2 separate regions of the Homo sapiens genome follow, and region 1 is linked to region 2. Evidence: chromatin contacts called from ENCODE Hi-C or POLR2A ChIA-PET data. All regions are on one chromosome and are shown on one strand. The core of a region is the stretch at or near the end of the contact, and the rest is flanking DNA. Distances in the headings are between cores, read along the strand shown.

The links. A loop is a pair of places that touch in the nucleus more often than their neighbours do. ChIA-PET counts read pairs that join two places held with the same protein, here RNA polymerase II (POLR2A). Pooled maps may share reads with other maps.
Region 1: a pooled map shows a loop between it and region 2 (16-fold over the local background). The contact joins the promoter of ERP29 here to the promoter of UNG in region 2. A Hi-C loop is called at or near these places in 1 of 37 single-sample maps with no recorded cell type and 7 of 50 pooled maps. POLR2A ChIA-PET finds 5 or more read pairs at or near these places in 1 of 52 experiments (OCI-LY7).

The regions. Positions count from the first base shown.
Region 1 is chr12:112,011,788-112,016,619 of GRCh38, forward strand. ERP29 (endoplasmic reticulum protein 29) reads left to right here and starts at 1,639. Exons shown (of 3, transcript NM_006817.4): 1 at 1,639-1,822. The coding sequence starts at 1,679. It overlaps TMEM116 (transmembrane protein 116), which reads right to left and starts at 1,378. Exons shown (of 11, transcript NM_001193531.2): 1 at 1,215-1,378. RefSeq lists enhancers at 354-1,242, 1,113-1,302, 2,973-3,112 and silencers at 1,463-1,542, 1,883-1,972.
Region 2 is chr12:109,095,440-109,100,400 of GRCh38, forward strand. UNG (uracil DNA glycosylase) reads left to right here and starts at 2,158. Exons shown (of 7, transcript NM_080911.3): 1 at 2,158-2,372; 2 at 2,993-3,199; 3 at 3,750-3,845. The coding sequence starts at 2,241. RefSeq lists a silencer at 2,337-2,726.

The DNA of each region.
Region 1 (4,832 bases), core at 389-2,888, 2.9 Mb after region 2:
CCTCAGGTCCAAGTGATCCTGCTGCCTCAGCCTCCCAAGTACCTGGGACCACAGGCATGCACTACCACACATGGCTAATTTTTCTACTTATTGTAGAGACGAGGTTTCATTACGTTGCCCAGGCTGACCTGGGTGCTGTTTCTACACACAAATCTAACCTCACTCTCCTAGTTAAAACTTCTGGTGACTCCAAACCCTTTAGCTTGGTGAGACCCTTTCGAATCCGCCCCATGGAAGCTCAGTAATAATCAATCAAAATAAAAAAGAGCGGCAGCAGCTGTTGCGCCAGTTCGCCTTTACATAGATTCATCTCAACCAGTTCCCCAACATGCCTGTGCATAATTTTCCCATTGTTAGAAATGCCCTGTTTCTCTTTGCCTCATGCACGCCCCCTCTTATTTCAAGGTCCAGCTCAAAAGTCACCTCCTGTCTACAACTTCCTCTGATGCTCCTGAGCAGGGATGGCTGAATCTCTGTCTCTTTACAATAAGAAAATACGGTCTTTTTTTTTCTTTTTGAGACTGAGTCTCGCTCTGTCACCTAGGCTGAAGTGCAATGGCGAAATCTCGGCTCACCCCAACTTCCGCCTCCTGGGTTCATGCAATTCTCCTGCCTCAGCCTCTTGAGTAGCTGGGATTACAGGCACGCACCACCACACTCGCCTGATTTTTAGTAGAAACGGGGTTTCACCATGTTGGCCAGGCTGGTCTCGAACTCCTGACCTCAGGTAATCCACCTGCCTCGGCCTCCCAAAGTGCTGGGATTACAGACGTGAGTCAACGCGCCCAGCCGGAATAATATTTTACAGCAATTACACTGCACTGTTTAGATCATTATTCCTATGCCGCCTCCTCCCCCAACAAAGTGCGTGCCTTCAGCACACAACGGTCTTGTTTCTGCTTATTCCGTAGCCCCGCAGGCAAAGCCAGAGTCTGGCACAAGCCAGGGACCGAGTGACTACCTGCGGAACAGAATGATTAGAATTGCGTCTGGGGTTCCTGGAGGGTGGGCCTTGGCTGGGCGGATCCCAGGAGCCTGGCGTCTCCCAGGGGAGGCGCTCACCTCAGATCGGGCCTAAGAGGGCCCTGCTTGCCACACTGACCGCCAAGCCTGGCCAAAAAGCTCAGGGAAGCCGCGGAGCCACTGCCCGCCTGGGTCAGGGTGGTGACGGAGCCTGACTGAGAATAACGGCTGAACTTGACTAATAGACTGACCGAGGGTTGGAGCGGGTCCCAACCAACTGCCTGACGGCCCAAAGGCAGGAAGAAACGATGGTAGGCCTTGTCATCTTCGAAGGAGAGGAAGGACAGCAAACGAATTGCTATAGCGTCCCCATGCGCACTTGGCGCTTCTCCTCAAGCGGAGCAGGAACGGAACTGGGCGGACCCGCCGGAAGACTCGGCGAGTGCGCGCGCGCAGGAGCCCATTTTCCCGCCCGCAACGTGGCCCCGCCCTTTTACCCAGGCCCTACGCGAGCTTCGCCGAGTACGCGTGCGCAGCAGCTTCCCCTCCCTCGCCCCGCCCCTCACGTGGCCCCACCCTCTCACCCTAGACAGATGGGAGCCTCCTGGGGTGTCCACGTGAGCGCGCGTGAGTCCGCCCCCCCAGTCACGTGACCGCTGACTCGGGGCGTTCTCCACTATCGCTTACCTACCTCCCTCTGCAGGAACCCGGCGATATGGCTGCCGCTGTGCCCCGCGCCGCATTTCTCTCCCCGCTGCTTCCCCTTCTCCTGGGCTTCCTGCTCCTCTCCGCTCCGCATGGCGGCAGCGGCCTGCACACCAAGGGCGCCCTTCCCCTGGATACGGTCACTTTCTACAAGGTAACCGGGGCGGGGGACGTCGCGCGCAGGTGCCGCCGGGGCGCCCGGAAGAGCGCGCGCCCGTGGGGAGACGCTGGATTCCGGGAGCTGACGGGAGGTGGTCTGTAGCAACGGTCCCAGAGCTTCCCGGCGTCCTACAGGCCTAGTGGACTCTGAGCGGAGAATGTTATGACCACCGGGCATGCACGCTTCAGGGCCCCGGCGCACCCTTGCTTTTGCAGCATTTATACTTGCATCCACCCTTGCAAAGATGCAGCCGAGGGAACTGGGTGCCCCTTCCCTTCACCTGTGGGGAGAGGGCGGTGCCTGGCGAGATCCAACCCTCGAGTCCCAAGTGGGAGAACCGGAGGGCGGTGCGAGGTCGACGCCACCGGGCTCCCGGCTGTGGAAGCTGGGAGGGGTTGGCGGGGGGAAATGCAGGCGCGTTAGCCTGCGTGTCCGCGCCCCTCTTCCCAGGGTTGGATTGCAGCCTGCTTTGCAGTGTGCAAACAATGATCAGATATCATACATCTTGAATAGTGCAAGCGTGAAGAATAAGCTTCAGTTCAGCCACCCTGTAAAGCAGGGGTCCCCAACCACCAGGCCCGTCGGTGGCCTGTTAGAAACCGGGCCGCACAGCAGGAGGTGAGCGGCAGGCGAGCTAGCACTACAGCCTGAGCTCCGCCTCCTGTTACATCAGCTGCGGCATTACATTCTCATAGGAGCACGACCTTTATTGTGAACTACGCATGTGAGGGATCCAGGTTGTGTGCTTCTTATCAGAATCTAATGCCTGATGATCTGAGGCGAAACAGGTTCATGTCGAAACCACCCAACCCCGTGGAAAAGTTGTCTTCCATGAAACCAGTTCTTGGTGCCAAAAAGGTTGGGGATAGCTGTTGTAGGAAACATCTTGGGGTTGGCAACAAAATCAGTAAAATTGGGTCAAGGCATGGAAGAATTTGCCACTACCTCCGCCTTTCCCCCCTTCCATTTTTGCAGAATTAGGGATCCTGGCCTGAGTAAATGGACGGTTGGAAATGGTGGCTGAATGCAACACCGCAGTCCCAGTCCCCTCCTCTTGCACCTGTCTTCACCCACGAGCAGCTTTTAACTTCCTCTAGGAGATGGGCAAGCTTAGTGTTGCGAGAGAGCCAGTCATTTCATTTTCAGGTTTTGTACTCATTGTGGGGAAGTGAAACCAAGAAGTAGTTGTCTCCAGTGGTTGAAGTCTCCTATTTTCAAGCGTTCCCTGTCGTGGATTTGGCACTTGCAGCTCATTCAAGGCAAAGTTTCAAGAATTTAAAAGTGTAGGCCGGGCTTAGTGGCTCACGCCTGTAATCCCAGCACTTTGGGAGGCTGAGGCGGGTAGATCACCTGAGGTCAGGAGTTTGAGACCAGCCTGACCAACAAGGTGAAACCCCGTCCCTACTAAAAATACAAAAATTAGCTGGGCGTGGTGGTGGACACCTGTAGTCCCAGCTCCTCGGGAGGCTTAGACAGGAGAATTGCTTGAACCCAGGAGGCGGAGGTTGCGGTGAGCCAAGATCACGCCACTGCACTCCAGCCTGGGCGACAGAGCAAATACTCCGTCTCAAAAAAAAAAAAAAAAGTGTGGGCTGGGTGCGGTGGCTCATGCTTGTAATCCCGGCACTTTGGGAGGCTGAGGCAGGTAGATCACCTGAGGTCAGGAGTTGGAGACCAGCCTGGCCAACATGGTGAAACCCTGTCTCTACTAAAAATACAAAAATTAGCTGGGCGTGGTGGCGGGTGCCTGTAATCCCAGCTACTCGGGAGGCTGAGGCAGGAGAATTGCTTGAACCTGGGAGGTGGAGGTTGCAGTAAGCCGTCATCATGCCATGACACTCCAGCCTGGGCAACAAGAGCAAAACTCTGTCTCAAAAAAAAAAAAAATGGTGTAGGTGTGGCTGATTGGTTGTCAGGCATGCTCAGACACACCCTACAGCACCCTATGCTTTGGGGGCCTTTACTGGCAAAATGACACCCCTACCCCACCCTGCTCCATGGGAATCAGATAATATCACAGAACAAGTGTGACCCAAAGGGAAACTTTGCGCCATAAAGCTAACAGTGTTTTCTACTATTACCACCCTAGTCTAGGTCAACATTACAATAGCCTCTTCTCTGGTCTCCCTGCTTCCACTCTTGAGTCTCCACACAGTAGCCTAAGTTCTATATGACCTGACTCCTGGCTTCCCTCTCATCTCCCAACCATTCTCCTACTGTCTTTTGAATATTCCTTGCTCTTTACTGCCTTAGGATATGTTGCACTAGTTGTTCCTTGTGACTGGAATATTCTCTGCCCAAACTTTGAAAGGCTAGTTAGTTACTTCTCATCATTCGGGCTTAGGTTAAGTGTTTCCTCCTTAGAGTTCTTCCTTGATTTATCTTCCCCCCAGTCTAAAGTGCCAGTCACATTAATCTGTTTTATTTCTCCATACAGCACTCATCACTGATTTTTTAAAAATCTATTTTGCCATCTTTCTCTCTCACTGGAATATTATGTGCTCATGAAGAAGCTCCTTGTCTATTTTGTTCCTGATCGTCTGCGCTGCATAACAGATTACCTGTCTCATAGAAGGTGCACAATAACTATTTTGTTGCGTGAATGAACAAACGTTTTCTCCAGTCTCTTTTCAAATCTTCTCTTCCATCACGACTGAACCAAAAGGAAATGTACTAGTGTTCTGTCTGGCAGCCTTGTTCCATGCTTTGCCTTTCAGTGATTTCCAGTATCTTTTTTGTTGTTGTTTCTTTCCCTTCACCATCACTAGAATGTTAGTTTCATGAGCTAAGAGATGCCATTTTGTTCCCTGCTGTGTTCACTTAGTATGGTGCCTGGCAGGCCTTTAGTAACTTTTTACTCAATGAACGAATGAATGAATAATGAACTTATCTATACTTTAAAGAAGTGAGTTGCCTGATTATAGGTAATGGTAGAGCTGATTCCCACTAGCCCATTGGACACCAAGGGCTGGTAGGAAGTAGATGAGGAAAATAGACTTCTAAA
Region 2 (4,961 bases), core at 908-3,407:
TTTCCCTTGGGTAAATAATGCCTAGGTGTGGGAGTGCTGGGTCATAGTGGCTCTAAGGGCAAATGATTTTCAGCTTTGAGCCTCTCTCCCTTAGACTTCAGCTTCTTGTCCTAGGCACTGGGACACACCAGCAACAAGAAGCAGCAAGTTCCTTTCTTCACTCAGGTTACATTTCGGGGATGGAGACAGAAACACACAAGGAAAGAATAAATAATATGCTGTCTCTAAAGAAATTGTGTAAAAAGAAAAAATAAATAAGATGCTTTTGTATAGTATAGCAGTTATAGAGCAATGGGCTAGAAAGTGGGGCAGGAGGAGAAGTCCTTTTCAGGGAAAGATCCTGAGCTGAGACCTGAGGCTTTCCAGGCAAGGGGACGGTGAATGCAAGGGTGTGCAGGCCACAGGGGGACAAGCTGGGTGTGTCCAGCAATTGTGCTGGGAGCTGGACTCAGTAGTGGGGGCTTCCATCAGAGAGGAGGCAGCACTGAGACCTGGGTAGGAAGCTGGGGTTTATTCTAAGCCTTTTTGAAAACCAAAGAAGGGTTTTAACCTAAGGATTGTCTTTTTTTTCTTTTTCTTTTTTTTGTTTGTAGACAGGGTCTTGCTCTGTCACCCAGGCTGGAGTGCAGTGGCACAATCTCAGCTCACTGCAACCTCCGCCTCCCGGGTTCAAGTGATTCTCCTGCCTCAGCCTCCTGAGTAGCTGGGATTGCAAATGCATGCCACCACGCCTGGCTAATTTTTGTATTTTTAGTAGAGACGGGGTTTCACCATGTTTGCCAGGCTGGTCTCGAACTCCTGTGCTCAAGCGATACGCCCCTCCTTGGCCTCCCAAAGTGTTGGGATTACAGGCGTGAGCCACCGAGCTGGGCCAGGCCCCAGGTATTGTCATGATGTAAAAATCTCTCTCTAGAAAAGAGAACACCAGCTTCCCAGCTGGTCTTCTGTAGCTAGGAGATGCAAGAGCAGCAGTTGAATTTGAGGTTTGCTTTGGAGAAAGAACCAAAAGCAGATATGGATGGTTTGGATGTGAGGGAGGGAAAGAGAATCCTAAGTGTATTAGTAGTGGTGGGAGGAGGTTCGGTACAGTGGTGTCATTTGGAAGACAAATCGTTGGTGTTTAACCTCTATGACCCGAAAGTCTCCCACAAGCCTGATACATTAGGCAAAATGTTTGACTGCACTAAGCCTTAGTTTATCGTCATAAAATAGGCCATGAAAATTGCGTGAGAAAATGTATATAACAGTTCAACAAATAATATTGGCTGGGTGTGGTGGCTCATGCCTGTAATCCCAGCACTTTGGGAGGCCAAGGTGGGCAGATCGCCTGAGGTCAGGAGTTCGAGACCAGACTGGCCAACATGGTGAGATCCCCCATCTCTACTAAAAAAATACAAAACACACTTGGGCAAACATGGTGAAACCCCATTTCTACTAAAAATAGAAAAATTAGCCAGGCGTGGTGGCGCGCGCCTATAATCCTAGCTGAGGCACGAGAATCGCTTGAATCCGGGAGGCGGAGGTTGCAGTGGGCTGAGATCACACCACTGCATTCCAGCCTGGGCGACAGAGCAAGACTCTGTCTCAAAAACAAAATACACACACAAAATATAATAGTATTTGTTTGTTTGTTTGTTTTTGAGATGCCTCGGATTACAGTGCGGGGATTACAGACGTGAGCCATCAAGCCCGGACAATATTATTATATTGTTCATTGCACTCCCACAACACCCCTAAGGGGCAGGAACTTTTCTTCCCAGCCCCCTCCCCCCGACCCCACCGAGAGACAGGGTCTCGCTCTGTCGCCCAGGCCTGGAGTGCATTGGCGCGATCAAAGCTCACTACAGCTCAGACCCTCTGGCCTCAAGCGATCCTCCAGCCTGGGCCTCCCAAAGCGCTAGGATTACAGGCGTGGGCCACCGCGCCTGACCAGTCTTCTCTTCTTGCAGCTGAGCCTTAAGAGCCTGTCCAAAGAGCAGAGGTGGGCTGAAGGCACAAAGCGAATGAAAGAATAGGCCCCCGGGCACCGTTGCACGCCCCACCTCCTCCCAGGGGCGTTGCACTCCAGCCCCTCCCGCACATGCGCACTGGGCCTTCCACCGCCCCCCGCCCCCAGCAAAGCCCCCCGCTCGGAGCATGCGCGGGCCGCTTGGCGCCAATTGCTGACCGCCACAGCCACAGCCAGGGCTAGCCTCGCCGGTTCCCGGGTGGCGCGCGTTCGCTGCCTCCTCAGCTCCAGGATGATCGGCCAGAAGACGCTCTACTCCTTTTTCTCCCCCAGCCCCGCCAGGAAGCGACACGCCCCCAGCCCCGAGCCGGCCGTCCAGGGGACCGGCGTGGCTGGGGTGCCTGAGGAAAGCGGAGATGCGGCGGTGAGGCGCGGCTTGGGCCGGGGCTAGGGGGTGAAGGGGGAGGAAGGCGGTGGGCCCCGCCTGACGGAGGGCGTGCAGGATCGCGCCTCTGACTCGGTAAACCCGGGCTCCGCTTTCCAAATAGCCTCCACGTGTTCAAAATAGCCGCCGCTGTCCCCCATGGGCCGCCATGCTAAAGGGCCAGCCAATGGGAACGCGTCTCGGGGCCCATGGCGCCAATCCGCGCGCCGCAGGCCCTCCTGGCTCGGTGCGCTGTCCAATCAGAGGGGAGAGGGGGCGGGACCCAGAGGGAGGTTTTTTGCCGCGAAAAGACCACGTGGGGACGCGGTGGGGCGGGTCTGGCGGGGGCGGGGCACCTCTGTGCAGGGTTCCCAGTCACCGCGACGCTCCTCGGGAAGCCATAGGGCGCCTCCCAGCCCGTCTCCCCGCTCCAGTTTAGAACCTAATTCCCAATTCCCGGACCGGGCCCAGCCCTGGGCTCTTACTGTCCGCTTTTGCTGGGACCTGTTCCACAAATGGGCGTCTTCTGCCTTGGGCCGTGGGGGTTGGGCCGGAAGCTGCGGACGCCTGGGAAGGGGCCGCTGCAGCTCTTGAGCCGCCTCTGCGGGGACCACTTGCAGGCCATCCCAGCCAAGAAGGCCCCGGCTGGGCAGGAGGAGCCTGGGACGCCGCCCTCCTCGCCGCTGAGTGCCGAGCAGTTGGACCGGATCCAGAGGAACAAGGCCGCGGCCCTGCTCAGACTCGCGGCCCGCAACGTGCCCGTGGGCTTTGGAGAGAGCTGGAAGAAGCACCTCAGCGGGGAGTTCGGGAAACCGTATTTTATCAAGGTAAATATGGAAATGCACCTTCCATAAGGGTAAATGTGGAGGCTGCCGGCCCTTTTGTCTTGTTAGTGTAGCCGGCCAAGTTCATGTTTCCGTAGGCTTAGGTTGTACCCCCTTCAACCTCCTTTACTCACAAAGGGGGTAAAAGAAAGCCATGATGTTTCACTCTGCAGCTTTATATTGGTTAAAGTTGTTAACGACCCGCGAGATGATATCATGGATTCATTTAAGTCACATAGTCTATTGTCCAGGAAAGGCTGGCGTAGTAAAATCACCAACCATCCTGAATGAAACCTGGCTTGAGCTTTAAAAAGCCGAGAGGAGTGGCACTGTCAGGACCCAGCCCAGAGAAAGAGGCAAGGAATTGACCTGATTGAACCACTTAGGTGGGGGGGCAGGCACTGTTTTTGTTTGTTGTTTTTTAAAAGAATTTGGACATAACATGACAAAGAACTAATGATGTTCCAAATAACTTGCACTAGAAGCTTTCTTATTGAATTCTTATGGTTTCCAATGAGAATCTGATTTTAAGTCTAGTTTATCTTTAAATCAGCTAATGGGATTTGTTGCAGAAGAAAGAAAGCATTACACTGTTTATCCACCCCCACACCAAGTCTTCACCTGGACCCAGATGTGTGACATAAAAGATGTAAGTACAACTTGTTGATAATTTTTATTGGGGAGAAGGAGTCAAATAGTATTTTTAAATTAGGGACACTGGAGTTAAGCCACAGTCCATCATTCAGTAGTAAATAAAACACTGAAATCCCGAGGTTTGGCTGACTGTATTTCAGCCTGTATTTACTCTTTTTAATGTTTACCACGTGGTATTTATGTGGCAAAAAGGAAAACTATGTACATCCTGTGCTCTTATTTCTTGTATTTTTTTTAAATCCTGAAACTAACCTCCCGCGGTGTCAGATGTTATGGTGGTGGTGAAGTTCAAACTGACACACAAAGCAGTTAAATCTTTTGCAGCTTGTTATAGTCAACCCCACCTTGACCTGACCACACTGCCTTATAGTTAGCACTTTCAAGCTCTTGACTTCTGGCCTGAACAGTTTTGTGGTTCTGTTATCAGATCCCTTTGCTTTAGTTTGTCTTATATAACAGTTGCTGGTTGGCGGCTCTCATCCATCTTGTGTTCAGAAGTTCGTGGGGCTGGGCACGGTGGCTCATGCCTGTAATCCCAGCACTTTCGGAGGCCAAAGTGGGAGGATCATTTGAGGTCAGGAGTTCAAGACCAATGAAACCTGGTCTCTCCTAAAATACAAAAATTAGCCGGGCATGGTGGCGCACGCCTGTAATTCCAGCTACTTGGGAGGCTGAGGTGGGAGAATCGCATGAGCCCAGGAGGCGGAGGTTGCAGTGAGCTGAGATCACACCACTTCACTCCAGCGTGGGCGACAGAGCCAGACCCTGTCTCAAAACAAAAAAAAAACCGTGGCTTCTCACTGTTGAACTATGAAAGCAGAGCAACCCTCTTTAAATAGGGCCACGTCCTACCTCTCAGCCTTACCTCCACCTCCCACTCTCCCACTCCAGAGTTGGACAGTGTGGCAAACCCCTCCCCACTTCTGTCTCTTAAAAATCAAGTAGATGCCTCTGTGGCACCTCCTTGAATTGAAGTCCGTTGCCTGCCACCTCTGTGATCCAGTTTTCCTCTGAGCTGCTACGATGCATTTAGCACCTGCTGACACTGGACTTTTAGGTTTCTTACCCGTTTTCCTCCCCCGTTTTGTAAACTGGGGCAAGAATCTTGTGA